Regions from separate parts of the Mus musculus genome. Here region 1 is linked to region 2. A link is a loop called in an ENCODE intact Hi-C map of the cell type or tissue named here. Cell type or tissue: left cerebral cortex. All regions are shown on one strand. Links, peaks and the distances in the headings refer to the core of each region. The heading gives the core; the rest is flanking DNA.

Region 1 (7,655 bases), core at 971-5,970, 390 kb before region 2:
TGCCTATGCCAGCAAGATTTTGCTGAAAGGACCCTGATATAGCTGTCTCCTGTGAGGCTATGCCAGTGCCTGGCAAATACAGAAGGGGATGCTCACAATCATCTATAGGATGGAACACAGGGACCCCATTGTAGGAGCTAGAGAAAGTACCCAAGAGCTAAAGGGTGCTGCAATCCTATAGGTGGAACAACAATTTGAACTAATCAGTACCCCCAGAACTCGTGTCTCTAGCTGCATATGTAGCAGAAGATGGCCTAGTCGGCCATCATTGGGAAGAGAGGACCCTTGGTCTAGCCAACTTTATATACCCTAGTACAGGGGAAAGCCAGGGCCAAGAAGTGGGAGTGAGTGGGTAGGGGAGAGGGCCGGGGGGGCCTATAGGGGACTTTGAGGATAGCATTTGAAATGTAAATGAAGAAAATATCCAATAAAAAAAGAAAAGAAAAGTAAAAAGTAAAAAAAAAAAAGCTTTCTTTCTTTGGAAAGTGTCAAGTAGACTAAAATAAAGGCACTGATATTAAGACTACATTGTGGATTTTATTTAATATTCTCGTTATGTGCTTCTTTGTCATATTTTTTTAAATCTTATTTAACTGGCCAGTGCCAACTCTAAGTGACCTCCAAGCCACATTAATGGCACATCTTTATCACTAAGTTTGGTCTCACTGAGATTAAGGCCAGGGCAGATCATCTTTCATAGGACCATCAGCATTGATGTGTATCCTGCATGTTCTGTGAAAATGGAGGCTCACATCCCGTTTACTGTGTGCTGTGCACGTCTGACACAATCTGTCTCCATACAAAGATTGTGTCATTGTTCTATCCTGGACCCCATTCCAATGCACTTCCTGCATTGGCCTCCAGCCAATCCACAGTATCTCCAAGGAAACCTGGGGCTGGTTGCCATGGACACTCCTTTGCTGATAAGTCGCAGAGCACCTCTCCACTTCTCAACGTGCCTGGGAAGCAAGTCCTTTGGGCAGACAGACAATTGTATTCATTGACATTTCCAAGCCCCACCAGCTCACATCCTCTCCACGTGTATGGAATAGACATACAAAGGAGCCTTTCAAATATTTGTACCTGTCCAAACTAGCACGGAGTGAAGCTATCCTAGCCTTTGTAATTTGGTTTCAAGCCATGGGGGATAAATACGCTTCAGCAAATATCAAGCCTGAAGTGGAGCGATTGGACTGGAGCGATCAGAGCAGCAGGAGGGGTGAGTGCAGGGGAAATTGGCCTGAAATATTATTCTTGGTTCTGCAGGATTCAAGGTCATGCCCTTCTGCATCTGGGAGTCTCCAGAGAGGTCATGATGCCCTGCACCAGCTGTTCCTGGATGTGCAAACAGTGGCCATTTTTTTAAACATGAATATTTTGTTTATGATTTAATATTAACTGGAAACCATATATCAACTTACCATTGAGCCATGGGAAGTTTTTCTATTATCTTTAGTATTGTAGCAGTTTCTGAAGAAGAAAAAGAACATTTTTTTTTTCTTGGACTCTTAGTAGCCAAAAAAGCAGATCAGATCCAGAATCTTCTAACAGGATCTGCCTTTAGCTGTTACAATTTAAATCTGATAGGCTAAAGTTTTCAGTTCTGTTCCTAAGCTGTAGAGCCTTTAGGAGACAGCCCAGCTGGTGGAAGAGGGGTAGTTACTAGGGGTCCACCTTTGAGGAGGACACCAGTTCCTGCTGCTAGCTTTTGTACTTTCCCTTGATGGGTGTGGTGGTTTGGATGAGAAGTATCCCTTCCGGGCCCAGGGCTTTGCACACTTGGTCCGTAGTTAGTAACTCTGTTCCAGGAGGTTATGGGGAGGTGCAGCCTTGCAGGAGGAAGCTCATCGCTTTGAGAGGACACGAGCTCCACCCATTTCTAGCTCTCTCTCTCTCTCTCTTTCTCTCTCCCTCTCTCTCTCTCCTTGCTGTTTTAGGTTGATGTTGTGATCTCTCAGCTTCCTCCTCCAGTCACATACAGCCACTGTTTCTCCACAATATGGATTCTTCCTTTGAAACCATAAGTTCCAATAAACTATTTCTTCCTTAAATTGCCTTTGGTCACGGTACTGTATCACAGCAACAAAAATGTAACAGAGACAGATGGTACCAAGCAAATGAGCCACAACCTCGCCTCCCAACTCTGCACACAGAACTCACTAATCTCTACCCTCATTGTCGTGAGGGACTAACAGCTGCCCCACCAGACCATGAACTAAAGTCAGCGTTTCCTCCTTTGAGCTGTGTCTGTCAGGAGCCTTGGACACAGCAGTGGAAAAGCTGCCAATACACCACCAAGAAATGTTTTGCCACAAGCCTTATGATTACATTTTACATAAAAACTGGAGCATGGCTTCTTGTGGTTGAGTTTGGTTACATGGACAACCTTCTTTTGGGATGTCTCTCCTCATTGCCCCCAAATTAACTATATAGGGAAGGAACTCCAGATAGGAAGCTGATTTGCAGCCAACACAAAAATATGAAGAATAATGTTTTTGAATGTTTAACATAAACCGTGTGAACAGACAGGGAGCTATGGAAACATCCACTCCAGATTGTTAGCATGAGTCAGCATGTGGAGGAGGTCGGGTAAAATTAGTGTGTATGGAGGAAAGTTATTCGCTCTCCTCCTTGTGTATGTCTGTATTGTTGTTCTTTTAAAAATGAAAATAGTTTTGAAGTGAAATTGGCAAGTTGTTATTTTTAGGAAATTAACTGGCAGTTTTTTTAAAATCTTCCCTATGAGATTATAGGCTATTAATATGAGAAAATGATAATATAATCTAGGAGGAAGATACATATTTTCAACTTGCTTAGAAGTTGGGAGTGATGCCTGATTTCTATAAGAGAAAGTGACTTTCTCCAACACAGTGGGAATGACCCCTGCCCCAGCTCCTGAAATCAAGGAAGGCTGACTCCTGCATGCAATGGGATAAAGGGGTTCAACTAGGAATATCCATCGACCACACTTCTTTCTACGCAAGCAGGCTCTTGTCAGAGGCAGTGGCAAAGATGTCCTGGCATAGCCGAGCTCCCAGGCTGGCACATATAGTAGGCAAATGTCACCATAACCAGTCTACCCTGCAGTAAGAGCTTGCAGAGAACGGCAACATGAGAGGAACAACCAACCCAGACAGAGCCTGGATATGGTAGGGCTGACCTGAGAGCAGCAGGAACCTGCCTTGCTGGCATCAGGCCTGGACTGTGGGTAGACAGAAGAATCATGGGTGAGTCTGAGCTGATTTCCCACAGGAGGTCTGGTGAACCCTTATTCTTTGTGATACCATTCTCCTATCCAGTAATGCCACTCTTTCATCTGCAGAACGGGGAAGCAAGCCTTCCATCCTGGCTCTCAGCCTGAACAGTTCAGACACATATTTTCTATTCCTCCTACTGCTGACTTCTAATTTCTCTTCTTTTGCTTAATTTTCGAAGAACAGGTTTGTTTTCTGTTTTCAGATGATTTAATATTGAGTTCTGCAACTTACCTCCCTTCTACTTTTCTTGGATTTATTTTGAAATTATTTTCTCAATATTCTGAGGTGAATGCTTAGATCAAATATTTGTATTCCTTCTTGTTTAATAGCACAGGTAGTAGAGGTCTTATGAATTTTATGTTGAATAAAACTTTGAGTACATCTAATAAGTTTTTGATGCAAAATTGCTTTTATCCTTGTTGCCAGCATAGTGTGTGATTGCTTTCCTTTTTCTCTCTGGTCTAGAAACAAGTGGTTTCAAGTGGTTTTCATTTAAAAGCCCAAAGGACTTCAATTTAACCTATTTTTTAATTCTTAATGTTTATGAATGTATTCCTTGTCAGTTCCTATTTTTTAAATGTGTTGAGATTTTCTTCATAATATATTGCAACCTCAAATACTTTATTTGAAAAGAATAACATTCTCCATAGAGAAAGTTCAGTAAAATATTTGTTATTTATTCATTTTATGTGTATGGTTGTTTTGTTTATGTGTGTACCTGTGTACTATGTGTGTTCCTGTTGACCATGTCCAGAAGAGGACATAAGATCCCCTGTATATATGTAGGTGATGGGAATAGAACCTGGATCCTGGAAAAGTAGTTATTGGTCTTACATCTGAATCATATCTCCAGCCTCTGGTTATCTGTTTTTTACCTTAGTGCCAAGGGTCTGAGTTAATAACACTCCTAGTTTCATAAGACAATGTTATTAGTACAAGACAGGTTTTCCTCTTTAAGCTAATCTGCATTAATCTACTTTATTTCCAACATATTAATTCTTCTCTTTGTTGCAAATTATATATTCTTGTAAAATAAGTCTCTGCATTGTATGTGTGTTCATTACATTTCCATCTTATTAAGTTATTGGTTTAATTACATTTCTTACCTTTTCTGACTCAACAGTCCTTTAAGATCTGTCTGCTTTTGTTTGCCTGTTTTGAGACAAGATCTGTCTTGCTTCCAACTCACTCTGTAGCTTAAGACAACCTTGATATTCTGATTCTCCTGTAGGTATATCTGAGTCACTGGGACTACTGTTATGTGCCACCACATCTGGTCTTAGATCTATCTGTATATGTCTTTTCTTTATTAGTGCACCACACAATTTACTGTGTATCTATCATGTGGCATGTGCATTAGACCCAGAGTGTGCCAACTCTGCACTTCCACAAACAACTGTGGGAAACTACCACAGTCAAGTCCCTTTCTGCACCCTCACTAAAACTTCTCTGGGTCAGAATTCTAAAGCTACATGGGCAATTCCTGTAGTTCATGTCTGTTCTAGACAAGGCAGACATTTAACCTCAACTTTGGGTTCCACAAAATATCAACTGTGACAACCAAAAAATAACTTCAAATACAGTGAAGTGTCCTATGGGAGTAAAATTTACAAAACTGAGAGATACCCTCCTTAAGAGCTCCTTCCTAAAAGCTAGTGTGCATCTGAAATTCTAATATGTGGGACCATGTCCCTGACACCCTCGGGGAGGAACTGTTGCTTTTATTGGCTTTGATTAAAAAAAAAAAAAAGATATCACTTAACTTTCTTACAACTTTGCTTTTATACAACTGACTTACTGGGTGGAGAGTGAAACCTTATACCAGGGCCTGGAGAAATTATGGGTGAGGGGAAACAGAGACAAGGTACAGTTGGATAAGGAAACATCTCTAATGTTCTGTATAAAGTAAGATAACTAGCTGACAGCAGGTTATTGTGTGCTGTGAAATAGATGGTAAAGAGAGCTTGGGGTGTTTCCAACAGAAAGAAGTGGTAATGTTTGAGGTGCTAGCAGTAGTGAAATGTCACGTTGTGCTCCTAAATGTTAACTATTATGTCCACTAAAAATAAATTCCAATAGAGTATTAAGATTAAGTAAAATTACCAGTAGCATTAAACATCTCTTAAAGTCTCCTTCTATAATTGTTCTTCTGTCCCTTCCCATTGTCTTACTGTGGATTCTGCATTTTCCCTCCAGGAGTAAATATGTTTTCCCAGTCTCTGTGAGTCGCTTGGTCACTTTACCTGTGGTATTCCTTACTAAGTAGAAACACTCAGTTTTATATGTGATAGCTGACATTTGACTTAGAAATTTTATGCTTCAGAAAGTTTAAAAGGATCTTGTAAAGGTAAAAATAAATTATTTTTTAATTGATCTATTTAGAGGTGAAACTTCCTTAAATCAAATAAGAGGAGCCCTGAATAATCATGGAGCTTTATAGGATACTGGGGATATTTGCTCTGGGATGAGTCTGAGAGGGGAAGGGTCCCTGGATCTCTTCCACTGGGTTTCTTTGTACTTCAGCTTTGTTCCACTCCTCTGCCTCCTTCTGTCCTGCTTGAGCCTTTGCCATTCTCCAGGTAACCAAATCCTCTATGTCTCTCTTCTTCTTAGGAGAATAAACAAACTTACATACATTTGTATTTTTGTGACTACCTTTGTCTTGCGATGGATATTTTTCTTAAATTCTTTGTTGCTTCAATTTTAAGCACATTCTCTCATGTTTATTTCTTTAACAAATCCTCACTTATCTTTTTATGTTCTTATATTCTGTTTTGTGGTTTATATATCACTCTCCTAAGCCACAGAACATATTGTTTTCTATTACACAGGAAAGAGTCGGTCCGTGGATGGAAAGCCATAACCCTTTTGAGGTAGTATATGTAACTGAGATGTGTGGCTTCCAAGCTTCTCATTTGTTCCCATGCTAACATCTATCATGCGGGGCTGCGTTGCTTATTACCTTGTTTGATTATGTGGTTTCAAAATATGTTTTTCATATTCTTCTAAATAAGCCCCCTTCCCTTTGTCAGTATTTTAGAAATTGTGCATCCTATTTTTTTAACCTTTCCTAATGACCTAAATGTTCTTCTAAATTGTCTATCTTGCTGACTTGTCTCTTCAGCATTTCTCTTATTCAAATTTAAATTTTCCATATGCCCCTTCCCCCTACTGCCTTTGATAATATGACCAGGAGTTGCAAGCTTCAATCATTGTTAATGAATAACAGTGTAATGGGGTAAGACCTCTATTTATACAGCATTTCCATATGTTTGGCTGCCATTTTGATTCGTGTTTATTTAGGTTGCCTCCATCAGCTACTATTAAAAAGCTACGCACAGTTGTATCTATCCTCGAGGCTGACTCTCAAAGCATATGCTGTCTTTTCATGCTCTCTTTATGTCACTTTAATTTCCTCTTTCGACTCATTTGTTCTTAAATTATCAACCAATATTGTCGGTCTTGTCTCTTGACCTTATCTTCATCCTCATCTTAATTTGTACCCTTAATTTCTGTCCCTCATTGTAGATGTGTATTTATGGTGGTCAGTTTTCTCCAGAGAAACAGACTCAATTGGATACATACATAGACAGAGAGATTTGTTTTAGGAAATTGGCTTTTGCAACTCTGGAAGCTGTCAAGCCTCTTTGGGATGGGTAGGCAGGCCAGAGACAAGAGCAGAATCTAAACTAAAGTTCAAGTTGAGAGGTAAGCTACTAGCACTTAAGTCTCCTTGCTCTCCTTCAGTGTCAGCCTTCATTGCTACTGAAAGGGTTAGGTGAGACTTACTTTGAGGGCAACCTGTAGGGCAACCAGTTAAACAATTCCCATCTGTTCAAATGTAAATTGCATCCATTAACACCCTCACAAAGAAATTTTAAATTCCATTTGGCCAAATAATAGTGGTCCTAGACAATGTTATGATTAACATATCAAATTCAATATCTAAGGGCCACATCCCAGGGACTATTGAGACAAAAATGCACAGATGCTTATTTTGAACTCTTGATTCTTTGAAAACGCTTTTCAGGTGACATCTCCATTAAAGGTGAATGGGAATTGTTTGGGAGTCCCACCCTTTTCTCTATAAAATGCATTAACTATTGCTTTGTTGATTCAATGTCTTGTGAAAAAACCAAATCTCTAATGTATATTTAATCAAAATTCATACACTTTTTGTCTTGAAAGAGGAATTCCCGTGTCTGCGTTAAAAAAATTAATGTGAAGACGAATAAGGACAAATTTTCCCTCTTTTAAAATAAAATGAGTGAGGAAGATAGACTTGATAACTCAGTAACAGAAACATAACTCCAGCAATCAAAGGACATCGACTGAGAACAAACACAACCCATTGAAATATACGAAAGCCAAGACTGATAGGTTATTCCTCTGCCAATG
Region 2 (7,655 bases), core at 846-5,845:
TTGCAATTGATGGCCCAGGACTGAAGGGGTCATGCAGTGTTTTGGAGATGCCAGTACCATGAGATGACCACCAAGAGCAGCAGCAGCAGTGGAATACAGGCATCTGGAGCCTAGAGGATGACGCGTGTGCTACAAAGGGCATGGCTGGAGAAGTGACCCAAGCCCTTGGAGGAGCCCAGAAGATCGTAAGTTGGATCCCAGACATTGGACGGTTGGAGATTGACTTTTGCTTTTGATTGTAACTGTGCCCTGATATTTTCCCTCTTGAATGAAGAAACTGTTTTAGTGGAGCCCACAGTTAAGAGACTTTTAATTGTAAAAAGACTTTGGATTTTAAAAAAGATGGATATTTTAAAGAGATTGAAATTTTAAGAATATGTAAAGACTGTGGGACTTTTAAAGTTATTTAGATCTTGGGGATGAATAAGAATGTAAGGGTTGAGGCTTACTAGTGATGTGTTTGTGTGTCAAGTTGACAAGGGGTCAATTGTACTGGCTAGTTTTGTGTCAACTTGACACAGCTGGGGTTATCACAGAGAAAGGAGCTTCAGTTGAGGAAATGCCTCCATGAGATCCAACTCTAAGGCATTTTCTCAATTAGTGATCAAGGGGGAAAGGCCCCTTGTGGGTGGGACCATCTCTGGGCTGGTAGTCTTGGGTTCTATAAGAGAGCAGGCTGAGCAAGCCAGGGGAGGCAAGCCAGTAAAGAACATCCCTCCATGGCCTCTGCATCCGCTCCTGCTTTCTGACCTGCTTGAGTTCCAGTCCTGACTTCCTTGGTGATGAACAGCAGTATGGAAGTGTAAGCCAAATAAACCCTTTCCTCCCCAACTTGCTTCTTGGTCATGATGTTTGTGCAGGAATAGAAACCCTGACTAAGACAGGTGGCAAGGGACAAGAGAGAGGAATCTCTCCCTCACTCATGTCACCACATGGCAAACAAGTGACAGGGCAGCTCTCCCATGCTCATGTCCTCAGAGTAGGCTCACCCATGCTTCTGCCACCAGGGTCAGCTCTACTGTGCTGCCCAGGTGAAACACAGGGCCCACTCTCCCAAGTGCTGCAGCTAGTGAGAGGCAGGGCCACCACTCCCATGCTTATACCCTCAGGGCCAGCTCACCTCTCAGCTCTAGCTTTATTGTGCATCCTGGGTAATATGTGGGGCCACTCTCCAGAGTACTACGGCTAGCTAGGGTCAAGGCCAGCTCTCCTGCTCTTGGGACCCCAGGGTCAGATCTCCTAGGATGCTTAGGCAAGGGCGGAACCAGTTCTGTCCAGCCCTCAGACCTCAACATGTCCCTGGGCAGCATCCCAGACCAGGGATGTCCACCTGACCTTTGGTGGTAACAGACCCCTGCTGCTGCAGGGCCACTGACCCAAATGTGACCCCAGGTGGCATCATCGGCTACTCACATCAGGCTGTTCCTCACTGCCTCAAGTCTCCAGTTCTGCCTCTCTTTGTTGTGTTCGCATCCTTCTCTTACTCTCTCATCTCTCTACCACATATTTGTTCCTCTTAGTGCTGCCAGGGGTCTCTGAGTATCTGGGGTCATCTCAGGAGTGGTGTCAGGAGTGCTATGTCCCATCTGTGCATTATGGAGCCAGAGAGGAGTCATCTCAGGTATGGTCTGCCCCCTCCCCCAGACCTGAGTGACACTGCTGGTCATCTCAGACTAGCTTCCTGTCCAGGTCCCATGGTGTTGAACTGGTGGCTATCTTGGGCTTGCTCCTCATCTGGACCGCCCTTGTTGTCCCATGCAGGGGTCATCTGTCTAAGGCTAACTCCCACAAAGGTCCCTCAGTCCCAGGTGGGTTTCTAGTCTCCAGCTCACTCCGCATTCTGAGAGCCTGTCTGGGCCTGAATGGAACTGGACTGGTGGTTATCTCAGGCTCAGTTTTTTTCAGGGGTTGTTAGACTACTTATCATTCAGATGTTCACAGATTAGAGAACTAAGCATAGAAATAACCTCTCTCCTCTCTGCCACCTACTGACACACATGTAACACAGCAGCCACACCCGCAACACCTCTAGGGACAGACATCCAGCAACATCTTCTACACAACAAAACTTGTTATGAACCATGACATTTGAATTTCACATTCACATATCATTGCTCTTATGTTGTAGGCAACTCATCTGCACTGCTGGCTTGGATGGACTGAGAATTTCCTAGGAGACACACCTCTGGCAAGTTTGTAAGGGTGTTTCCCAACAGGTTTAACTGAAGAGGTACAGCTCACTCTGAACGAGTGTCGTTTCTTGGGCTGAAATCCTTTAGTGAGTACCAGAGGATCAGGGAGCCAGCTCGAGTCAGCATTTATCTGTTGCAGTTACCTGACTGATGATGTGATATGACTGGCTGTCTCATGCCCCTGCCTCCATGCCTTCCCTGCAATGGTTGTTGGACTGGATCCTTAAACTGTGAGCCAGAATAAATCAATCCTTCCTTAAGTACTTTTCTCATAGTTTTCACACAGCAAGCAGGCAGATCTGGCTCACGGAACATTGTTTTCAAGTCTCTGGTTAAACTATGAAGTTTAAAAGAAAAAGAAACAATCAATTTACCTGCCAACAGACAAAGACAGAAGTAGAATTTGACATAAAAACAACTGAAATTACACAGTGGAGAAAATGAATAGATTCACACATCAGCATCAGCAGAATGCCAAAGGGAAACCATTACTGTAAGAAATATGGCACCCATGGGTCACTGAGGTGGTTCAGCGGGTCAAGGCTCTGCCTGAGAGCCTGACAACCCGAGTTTCATCCTAGGGACGCACGGAGTGGAAGCAGAGATCTGATTTCAGGGAGTGGCCCTCTGACCTCCACATGTGCCCTATGACTGGAGCGCGCGCACACACACACACTACATGAAATGTAGTTTGAGACAAAAGTCAAAAGTGTTGGAGGGTATAGTTTTCAAGTCTTCTGAGAAGCATCCATCAAGGTGCAATTAAGTGTTTAGGAATTTTATTTAGAGAAAATAGCTTTGTGGGAGATGGTAGCAGAACTGGACAAACTCTAGAAGAGCCTCAGTTTGCATGTGGGCTGACAGCTGGAACAGAGACAGGAAAGCTCAGGCCGAATCAGGATAGGTTACAGTACATTCTAGGAAAGGTGACCCTTGCCCCGAGGTGTGTCCACAGAAGATTTGCCTAAGAAACACATCAGCCTTCATGTTCTCACCTCCGCCAGTCAGTGCCAGCGAACAGCGTGTGGTACAAACATCTATTCATTTCAGAGTTTGGCTCCTGAGCTCTTGGTCTATTGCCCCCGTGTTGATGGACGCCTGGAAGTCTCGTGGTCTCACAACCACATACAGAATGTATCCAGTCAGCAAGCTCTAAAACGGGTGAAATAGAACTGTTTTATTTTGTGGGTTATACAGAGGCATTGAAACATAAAGATAAGCCAGAAATGGATAATAAACATGAACGTGGGATCATGGATTACTCCATGGGGATGGGTGGGGTAAAAACTTGATATATTTTACACCAGAGCTCAGCACGGTGGAGTGCTGGAAATATCTGCCTCAGCTGGAGGGAGGGTCCGTGGGTGTACATTTTATGATTCACCAAGCTGCTCACATATGTCTTATGTATTTTTGTATGTGTGACGTATCACCCAACAATGTTTATTGAAAAATTCTTTTTGCATACTTATGGAGTGGTGTGTGAGAATACTTAGTTATATCCCAAGAATAGTGGCCACATGCATAGGAAAACAGAAAGCTACCTGGGTAAAGCAACCTAGCTGAAACTTGGTAAATCCAAGTTTTGTTTGTTTGGGGTTTTTTGTTTTTGTTTTTGTTTTTGTTTGTTTGTTTTTCTCTATTCATTCCCATAGATGTCTCTAGAGTAGTCTGGAATTCTTCAGGGTCTTGTGGGAAAATATTCTTTTAATTGATGTCAGTCAACAGAACTCAACCATCACCACTCAAAGGGTCCTCAAAGAGCAGGTTTTCCATCTTTCCCTCATCTCTGTGGACATGGCCAGCCCCGTGAATCTGCTATCTTCTTGCTTGATACTCACAGGTGTAATGAGTCTATCAAAGGCATATCTGTTTTCCTTAATAATTCAGACCTGTGTTATTCTGTTCCGTTATTATTCTGTTCTGATATTATTCTCATCAGAAGCTCAGATGTGTGTGCTCCACTAATTCTGCTTTATGGTCCTACTAAGTTCACATGAGATTATTAGCACTCAGAGGCCTGGCACTGGATGGCAGCAACAGCTAGAATCTAACTGGAAACAGAAACCAAGAGAAAAGCTTGATGGTGTCAAGACAGATTTCCCATTCTTGGTTCATTATTATTTATCAGTAATTGAATTTAAATTTTAAGAAATGCCATTTTTACTACCAAGAATATTTTCTTTTGATCCAAGGACATGTCATGAGATGTTTCTAATAATAAGTCACTATTGCATTCCTGGAATGTTCTAAACCTGGTTATGAATTTAACCCAGCTTCAAGAAGGCTGGTCTCAATTTGCCAGAGTATGACCAAGACTTGCTTATTTTCATAACTCAACTTGGATGACTATTTTTGCAGTCTGGGTGTAGAATCCAGGCCTCATATATGCAAAGTGGTTGTTCTACTGTGGAAATAGACTGGTAGTATTAGAGAGAGAGTACATCAATTCTATTGCTAAGGATCTTAGTAAATAAAAAAGGAAAGTTCCCATATATTTCTTTGTTCTCTTTCCTGTATATTTAATAAATAAAACCACCACACAGACCCCTGTGTCCTTTCTTAAATGCCAGTTTTGACATAGATGGAAAGAGAGCTTCAGTTTTTCAATCTTGTTTGGTTCTTCTCTTCTGAATTGTGGAAGTCTTTCTCAATTTGATTCAAGATTGCAAGATACAATTTCAACTTAGTTTATTTGATTGAAATCCATAATGTTATTACCCAAATTCTTTGTATTCTTAGTTTGGGCTGGTTAATCTTTCTAAGATGTAGGGCTATTGAGCTAAAGTTCTTCTTTTCCAGATTATAATCTACTCTTCTTGAGGTCATTATGTAATAATCTTTTATTGTCAAGAGAATAACATTAGAGTTGACATGTTATTTATTGAATAAATATTTTTTCCAGTCCACACTGTAATTGTAATGATTATCAAATTGAATTAAAATATACCTATATCAAATTTCATGTTTATGCCTTTAATTTTAATTGCACATCACTACAAAAGTGTTTTATTTGTAATTTTTAAATGATTTGTTTGGATGTTAACCCAATATTTTGGTTTTTCTTATTTTATTTGGTTTTATTTATTCTATACCTTTTAAAAACGGTTATTACTTCTTTTCTCTATGTTTTAGATGATGTGCCTTTTAGAAACAATCTATACTGAGAATGTATTTACTGGACTTTTTAACCCCAAAGTAAAGTTAATTATTTTTATTTAAGTAACATGACTTATTTGTGTTCACTGTCATGAATACTGTGAATTTACTGATGCCTGTTTCATGGTGTGAAGTCCCAGGAGACATTTTTCCTGTTTTCTTAGACTTCATACCATGTTGCTGATGTTATTTTCTGTAATGATATGACCATTGGCTGACTTTGAACTTTATGCCTATGAACATTCTTGAATTTTAAATGTAAGCCTCAAAAAGTCTATTTTAAAAAAAAAGGATTTATTTATTTATTTATTTAATGTGTACAAGTGTTCTGTTTTCATGCACACCAGAAGAGGGCATCAAATTCTATTACAGATGGTTGTGAGCCACCATGTGGTTGCTGGGAATTGAACTCAGAACCTCTGGAAGGGCAGCCAGTGCTCTTAACCACTGAGCTATCTCTCTAGCCTTCAAAAAGTCTTATGTGTTAGTTTTATCATTAAAGTTTGAAAACAGGATTCTGAAACATCAAAACTCAAAGCTAAAATGTCTAGAGCAGGCCTGTGGTCAGGGGACATACTTAGTTCCTGCACCTCTGCTCCTGCCTTCACTGTTTTGTCTCTTGTCAGTATGACTCAGCATAGTCAAAACTCTAGTTTAACAGAAGTGTCCATTGTACACTGTCATGTTAGATGCACTTTGTTTTAAGAGCATATGGAAATAATTATATTTAACTACTTAATATTCCCAGTCTTTTCTTGAGCAGTACTACAACCCTACTTCTGTCTCTTCTAATTCATTTCTTAGACAACTTAATTGTTTTATTGGATAATGTTTCTGAGAGAGAGTTCCAAAGGTTTTACTGTTGCTGTTGTTATTGTTGTTGTTATTGCCGATGTTATCTTTATATCCTTTGGGCTCTTTTGTTTTATCTGTCCATCTCCCAAAGCAGATAAGAAAAGAGCAAAGGTTCACCGATAAGCCTTTTGCTGCTATGAGATTAGATAGCTCCCCAGGGAAAGGAGCCTGCTGAGAAGGCTGACAACCTGAATTCAGTCCCTAGGTCTCACATGATAGAAGGAAAGAACCATTCCTAAAAGTTGTTCTCTGACCTCCACATGCACACTGTGGCATAGTACCTGCTTGCTCACACATGCATGCCTATAGACAAAGATAGGTGACAAATAGATATATCATAGATAGATAGACTGATAAACGATAGGTAGATAGATAGATAGATAGATAGATAGATAGATAGATAGATAGATAGATAGATTGGCAGATAAACAGATGTAATAAAATTATTTTTAAAACAAGATTGGACATGACAAAAAGATTTATCTTTCAAAAAAGTGGTTTATGGTCACCCTGATCCCATCAAAGCATTGAACTGAAGAGGTGTAGTGTCAAGCTTACGCTAAATAAAATAAACATCTATAGAATTTGCCTCCTGCTTGGGTAACTACAGGCAACATTTAATTACACAGATAGAGATACAGATTGGGGTATTTGTATGGGCGGAGATTTATGTATGAATACATATCTATTAAAGTAGCATACCACCAGTGGACAGTGCCTTCTCTCATCTGATATCAATTACACTTGACACTGCTTTGACTTCTGACAACTGGATTTTTGTCATTGTTGCTCTTTTTTCTTTCTCTGCTGCCTAATGTTGCCTTAACACTATACTGAACTCCTTCTCATCTTCTCATGCTTTTGTCTTCTATTTTGAGAGCCTTTTTCAGTTTGATTCAGTATCAGAAATGGCTTAGATCAAAGTAATTATTTTTTCCAATTTAAGAATGTCATTATTTACAAGATACAAATGTTTCATACTTAACAAAACTTGAATGGCTTAATTTTTAGAATGTTTTCAATAATTATTTTTAATAGCTCAAAAGGTCAAATTATGAAGAATTGCCTTGTAAGAAAAAGGTGAGAAGAAGCCACTACAGTAGAAATGGGACTTTTAAAAGGCCCTAAATACTGTCTGATTCCCTTCACCCCAATGCCAGCTTCTAAGAAACCCCACATGACCCTAGAGTGGGAAATTTGAGAAACATTGCATTTTTTGATTAAAATACCAAGAGGGTAGACTTGTGTCTTTGTAGTTTCTAGGGTTGCTTTGGGATCCATGATTTCATGTTTTGCACATAGCACCCTGTCTACCTTTCCCAATGACACATGCTTCAAACTCCCACACACCAGTCAAAGGAAAGCTTGTGGTTCTTAAAAGGCAGTAGTTCATAAAGAGGCCATATTTATTAAGATGTACGGTCATTTAGATAGCACATTTGAAGTTCA

Evidence for each region. Peaks named below come from ENCODE experiments on the same cell type or tissue, not always from the same donor. Only the 100,000 strongest peaks of a DNase experiment are listed, where the experiment ranks them.
Region 1: it touches region 2 in a loop (16-fold over the local background); 3 of 42 quality-filtered maps call a loop at or near these places.

What each region holds. Positions count from the first base shown.
Region 1 is chr7:83,376,480-83,384,134 of GRCm38, reverse strand. It overlaps Gm29976 (a long non-coding RNA gene), which reads left to right and starts at 946. Exons shown (of 3, transcript XR_378302.2): 1 at 946-1,219. In left cerebral cortex, for the core only: no CTCF peak of the experiment used is centred there; DNase peaks (open chromatin) are centred at 2,194, 2,545 and 3,090; H3K27ac peaks cover 1,584 bases.
Region 2 is chr7:82,989,219-82,996,873 of GRCm38, reverse strand. Gm22934 (a small nucleolar RNA gene) reads right to left here and starts at 2,039; the gene lies at 1,908-2,039. In left cerebral cortex, for the core only: no CTCF peak of the experiment used is centred there; DNase peaks (open chromatin) are centred at 2,224 and 3,530.